2 separate regions of the Homo sapiens genome follow, and region 1 is linked to region 2. The links are chromatin loops, found by intact Hi-C in ENCODE. Cell type or tissue: ovary. All regions are shown on one strand. Links, peaks and the distances in the headings refer to the core of each region. The heading gives the core; the rest is flanking DNA. Region 1 has its middle 10 kb from the start of MARCKS. Region 2 has its middle 150 kb from the start of LINC02518.

Region 1 (2,932 bases), core at 206-2,705, 560 kb after region 2:
GTCGGGGTGGGAGGATCACCTGAGGTCAGGAGTTTGAGACCAGCCTGGCCAACATGGTGAAGCCCTGTCTCTACTAAAAATACAAAAATTAGCCAGGCGTGGTGGTGCATGCCTGTAATCTCAGCTACTCGGGAGGCTGAGACAGAAGAATCACTTGAGCCTGGGAGGCAGAGGTTGCAGTGAGCCAAGATTGCGCTGCTGCACTCCAGCGTGGGTGACTGAGACAAGACTCCTTCTCAAAAAAAAAAAAAAGTTACAGTAGGAAAAAGCAGGAGATAAAGAAATTAAGTGTTAGTGTTAGAAAATAAAATGTTAAGGACATGAAAAAAAGTATTTTGATCAAGAAGGAAAACTGGTCTTGTCAACATAATCAGGAGGAAATATCTATTATTTATCAATTGTCATTTTCTCTTCTCTGCTTCTTAGGAGGACATTTTGCCCCTACTGATGCAACTGTTGCTGTGGTTGAGTCAGACAAACATAAAAGACTGTGACAGGACCCTGAGAAGTTCAAAGACAAGGCTCTCTTCTCAGTAAAAAGGGAGATCAGTTGATAACCTCCTTGAAATCTGCTTAGTTTTTAGGGAAGAAAGGAGAGAGGGAGAGACACTGGTGAAAAACTGGCTTCCTAAATTTTTTTAAATTATAAAATATCTTGGAATTCTTCAGTCTTTTCTCTATAAAGTATATTTATTGGGTCTATATTAAAAACTTGTAACTACTAGTTCTTTATTGGGAGGCAAATTAAAACAATTATAAGGAAGAGTTTAATAAATCATCATTCAGTGATCCAAACTGGTCCTCTGTCTAGAGATTATGGTGACAGATTATAAACAGCCTTGGAAGTCAGGCAGGGAGGGTTAGATCCCAGGCAACTAGAAGCCAATTTTTGATCAGAGATGTGACAAGAGAGATATTTGTGGCATTGAATGCCCTGGAGAGGGGAATGATGACCTAGTAGGTAATTCAGGCAGAAAATATCAAGAACATTGACTTGAGTTTTAGTCCTTGGAAGGGAGAAAATACCAGAGATGTTTGAAAGGAAAATAAATCAACACAACTTGACAAGGATAATCCATGAGGTGTTCTGAGCTGATAACAAATTATACAGTGAGAATTCCAGTCTTCTCCTTGATACTCAATTATTTTTATATTTAGTAAAGTCTAATCAATAGGAATTTTAGAGAAAAAAGCAACATAATGTAATATGTGCCTGAGACGTGAAAGATAATGGAGGTGAAAAGAGGTTTATAAACTAAACAAATGGGCAAAAACTTCAGGGTTTGTTTTATTTTATTTTTTGTTTTACATTCTAATTGGTAGTGGAGTGTTTAACCATACTGAAACCTAAGGAGGCCTTATATCTGGTTCTATTCTTAGCCTGAAAAATGGAGAGAAATGAGTCTAAAATGTCTCCAAGAAAGCTGAAGAAATCATCAGGGGAGAAAGGAAGAGAAGGAAGGGAAGGAAAGGAAGGGAAGGAAATCATTAGCTTTCCTGGAGACATTTTGGACTCATTGTAAAGTATCTTGAGTGGAAAGTGTAAGACATGGTACACTAGATCACTCAGAAGATGAGCTGGTTTAGATGGGAAAACAATAACCTGACTTTAAGAAAGTGGTGAGAAATATACGAGCAGCAATTACCAGATCAGTACGGAGACAATGGAAAATACAGAGCTGGAATTTCAGTTAGCCATTAGGATAGGAAATTCTGATTGTTGTGTCATTGGCATAAAAGCAATATTTAAAGCAATGAGAAAAAATCCAAAGTCAATTGAAAACTTGCCTTAAGTATCTTTTCCTCAATATTGGAGACGAGATGAGTGTGGTGATGCATGCCTGTTGACTCAGCTACTCAAGAAGATGAGTAGCTTGAGCCCCGGAGTTTGAGGCTGCAGCGAGCTATGATTAGGCCTGTGAATAGCCACTGCACTCCAGCTAGGCAACATAGCAAAAAGCCATCTAAAAAAAATACACACGCGCACACACACTGGAGAGGAAGGGGAGTGGAAGACATGTAAAAGAGACAGAGACCTCAGCATAGGGCAGTGACAAAGTCCCTGTCTGTCCCAGCAGACCACAAGATACTGGCTGGTCTGGGTAGCTACAGTTGAGATTGGGAATTTTTTTGTTTTTAGATGAGGTCTCTCTCTGTTGCCCAGGCTGGAGCGCAGTGGCGTGATCTCCGCTCATTGCAACCTCCGCCTCCGAGGTTCAAGCGATTCTCCTGCCTCAGCCTCCTGAATAGCTGGGATTATAGGCGCGTGCCACCACACCTGGCTAATTTTTTTATTTTTAGTACAGACAGAGTTTCACCATGTTGGTCAGGCTGGTCTCAAACTCCTTACCTCATGATCTGCCTGCCTCGGCCTCCCAAAGTGCTGGGACTACAGGCGTGAGTCACCGAGCCCGGCCTGTAGTTGGGATTTTAAGCAAATTATTTAACAGCCTTATAACTGGGAATTCACCTAATTGATCTAATTGATCTCTGAATTTACTGTGGCTATTAAATGAAATAATATATACAATAGTGATTGAAATTTTAAAACTGTCAAGTATTTACACCTACAATCAAAATGTAAATCAAATTCCAACTGTAGCCTTAATGGAAGAATGTCACATTTTCATCACTCCCTACATTCTCAGCCATGAGTCCCCTCCATCCCAGGAATCCTTACAGTTTTCTCACAGTGGCACTGTGAAGGGCTGTACCTTCTTATCTCTGATCTCATCTCTCAGCCACATCTCACATCTGGATTCTCTTTCCAACTGTAACATTCTCTCCCTTTCTCTACACCCTACTTTACCTACATTCCAAAAAGCTTCACTCTGCTCTAAGCAACACTCACACTTTTGCCCCAGGAAAGGTAGAGGTAAGTTTTTGGCACAACTTAACCATTTATGTTTTTATTCAGTTGTCCAAAAATATG
Region 2 (2,932 bases), core at 99-2,598:
TGTTCTAACCAGAGAGTGCATTCTTGCTGGGTTTCTGTTTCAGAAGCAAGAATGGAGACCCATGTGGTCTGAATGTAAGTAGAAGTCATGAAGTGATTCTGACACATGGAGATGCAGAATTTTGACCTTCCTGCTTTTTGGAAATGTGAATGACTGCTGAGAGCTGCAGGGGAGACTCAGCAGGACTGAGGAATGTTAATGAAGTCTGCCTTTTATAAGCAGTTGTTGTTATAGAAAGAAACCACAGTTATTAATGATGAAATATTGTAGATAATTTTTTGTAATGTAAGCTGTTCTTGCTCTTACAAATATCCCTCTTACAATTCTTGGAAACAGCCACTAGTGCTAAGGAAAGCATTATGAGAAAACAAACAAACAAACAACATTTAAAAAACATTTTTAGAGCATCTGTGGTCTCATGAGAAAACTAAGTTGCTGAGAAATGCCGGCAGAGGGGTTGCCCTTGTGGCACATTCTCAACCTACCATAACCTTAGTAGATGGTGGCATCTCCCTGGGTAAACAGATCATATGCATACCACCAAAATTTTTAAGTCAGTCTGTCACATTCTTAAAATTCCACCAATTTATCTCATTATGAAATGTAAATATATTTGGCATCTTTGTGAATCTCTTTCACTATTCACATGGATTAATTCCATAGAGGATTCCTGCCTGGTTAATACCTAATTGAGGATGGGGAGCAGTTCTTTGGCATGTGCAGGAAACATCAGGAAAACCATGTAGCAAAACTATTAACAATGCAGTTCCAAATAAATTTTTGAAACAGTTTGTCAATTTCTTTTAAAAAAAAAAGTCTGCTGGAGTTTGATTGCAATCATATTAATTCTATAGATGAGTTTAGGGAAAATTAACATCTCAACATTGAGTCCTCTTAAGTGATGAACATGTTATATCTTTTCATTTATTTAGGTTTTCATTAATTTCTCTCAGTAATCTTTTGTAGTTTTCAGTGTACAGGTTTGTCCCCCACTTTATTAAACTAATCACTAAATATCTCATGTTTTTGATGTTATTAATAATGAAATATTTTAAAATTTATTTTTCAGTGGTTCAATGCAAATATTTATGAGTTCAATTGATTTTTATGTTTGGTTTATTGACCTTGTATTCTAAGATTTTGCTAAATTCCCTTACTAATTTCAGCAGGTTTTTTGTAGGTTCCTTAGGATTTTGTTTATATGTGGCCATGTTGTCTGTTAGTACAGAAAATGTTACTCTTTCCTTTCCAATCGGTATGTCTTTTATTTTACTTCTTTTGTTGTTATGGCTAGGAAAGCAAGCAACGTGTTATATGGAAGTGGTAAGGCCAGATATCCTTTTACTTGGTCCCAATTTGGGGGGAGAAAGCATTCAAGCTTTCATCATTATGTATGTTAGCTGACATTTTTAAAGTACCCTTTATCAGGGTGAGAAAACTACATTTTATTCCTAACTTGTTCATAAATTTTTATCGTGAATGAGTATTGAATGTTGTCAGATGTCCTTTTCTGCATCTATAAAGATAATCATGGTTTTCCCCTTTACTTTGTTAATTGATTAATTACTGAGTGATTTTTAAATGCTAAACCAACCTTATAATCTAGGGATTAACTAGACTTTGTCACAATTTATTATTTTTAAATGTTGCTGGATTTGTTACTATCAAAGACTTTTTCTCTGCATTCCTGAGGAATATTAATTTGTTGCTTGCTTTCTTATAATGTGCAGGTCTGACCTTGGTATAAGAGAAATGCTAGCCTCAGATAAAGAGTTAGGAAGTATTATCCTTTTATTTAAAAAAATATATAGAATTTCAGTTGTTCAGTTGTTTTTTCCTTTAATATTAGATAAAATTCAGCAGTAAGATTATCTGTTCCTGGGATGTTCTTCGGGAAAGATTTTTAAAACGAAATTGAAAATGTTTAGTTGGTAAACACTATTCAGTTTTCTATTTTTAAATAACTTTTGTAATTTTGTGTCTTTAAAGGCATTTGTTAATTTCACATAAGCTGTCAAACTTATCAGCATAAAGTTATTCATAGTATTTATCATTCTTTAAATATATGGAAAATTAATATGTATGTCCCTTCTTTCATACCTGATCTTGGTAATTTATATATCCCCTCTCTCTGTCTCTCTGAGTTGAGCTAGATATTTGTCAACATTACTGATCTTTCAGACATTTATGTGGCCAACAAACATATGAAAAAAACTCAACATCACTAATCATTAGAGAAATGAAAATCAAAACCACAATGAAATATCATCTCATGCCAGTCAGAATGGTGATTATTAGAGGTCAAGTAACAACAGATGTTGTGAGGGTGTGGAGAAATAGGAAAGCTTTTACACTGTTGGTGAGAATGTAAATTAGTTCAACCATTGTGGAAGACAGTATGGAGATTCCTCAAGGATGTGGAATCAGAAATACCATTTGACCCAGCAATCCCATTACTGGGTATATACCCAAAGGAATATAAATCATTCTGCTGTAAAGACACATGCACACATATGTTTAGTGAAGCACCATTTACAATAGCAAAGTCATGGAACCAACCCAAATGTCCATCAGTGATAGACTGGAAAATGTGGTATATATACACAATGAGATACTACACAGCCATAAAAAGGAAAGAGATCATGTCCTTTGCAGGGACACAGATGAAGCTGGAAGCCATCATTCTCAGCAAACTAACACAGAAACAGAAAACCTAACACTGCATGTTCTCACTCATAAATGGGAGTTGAACAATGAGAACACATGGATACAGGAAGAGGAACAACACACACCAGGGCCTGTTGGGGGATGGAGGGTGACGGGAGGGAACTTAGAGAATGGGTCAATAGGTGCAGCAAACCACCATGGCACACATGTACCTATGTAACAAACCTGCACATTCGGCACATGTATCCCAGAACTTAAGGTAAAA

What was found. Peaks named below come from ENCODE experiments on the same cell type or tissue, not always from the same donor. Only the 100,000 strongest peaks of a DNase experiment are listed, where the experiment ranks them.
Region 1: it touches region 2 in a loop (8-fold over the local background); 4 of 110 quality-filtered maps call a loop at or near these places.

The regions. Positions count from the first base shown.
Region 1 is chr6:113,845,751-113,848,682 of GRCh38, forward strand. No RefSeq gene overlaps it. Among named protein-coding and RNA genes, the nearest start is that of MARCKS, 10 kb to the right of the region's middle. RefSeq lists an enhancer at 352-646. In ovary, for the core only: no CTCF peak of the experiment used is centred there; no DNase peak of the experiment used is centred there.
Region 2 is chr6:113,281,125-113,284,056 of GRCh38, forward strand. No RefSeq gene overlaps it. Among named protein-coding and RNA genes, the nearest start is that of LINC02518, 150 kb to the right of the region's middle. In ovary, for the core only: no CTCF peak of the experiment used is centred there; no DNase peak of the experiment used is centred there.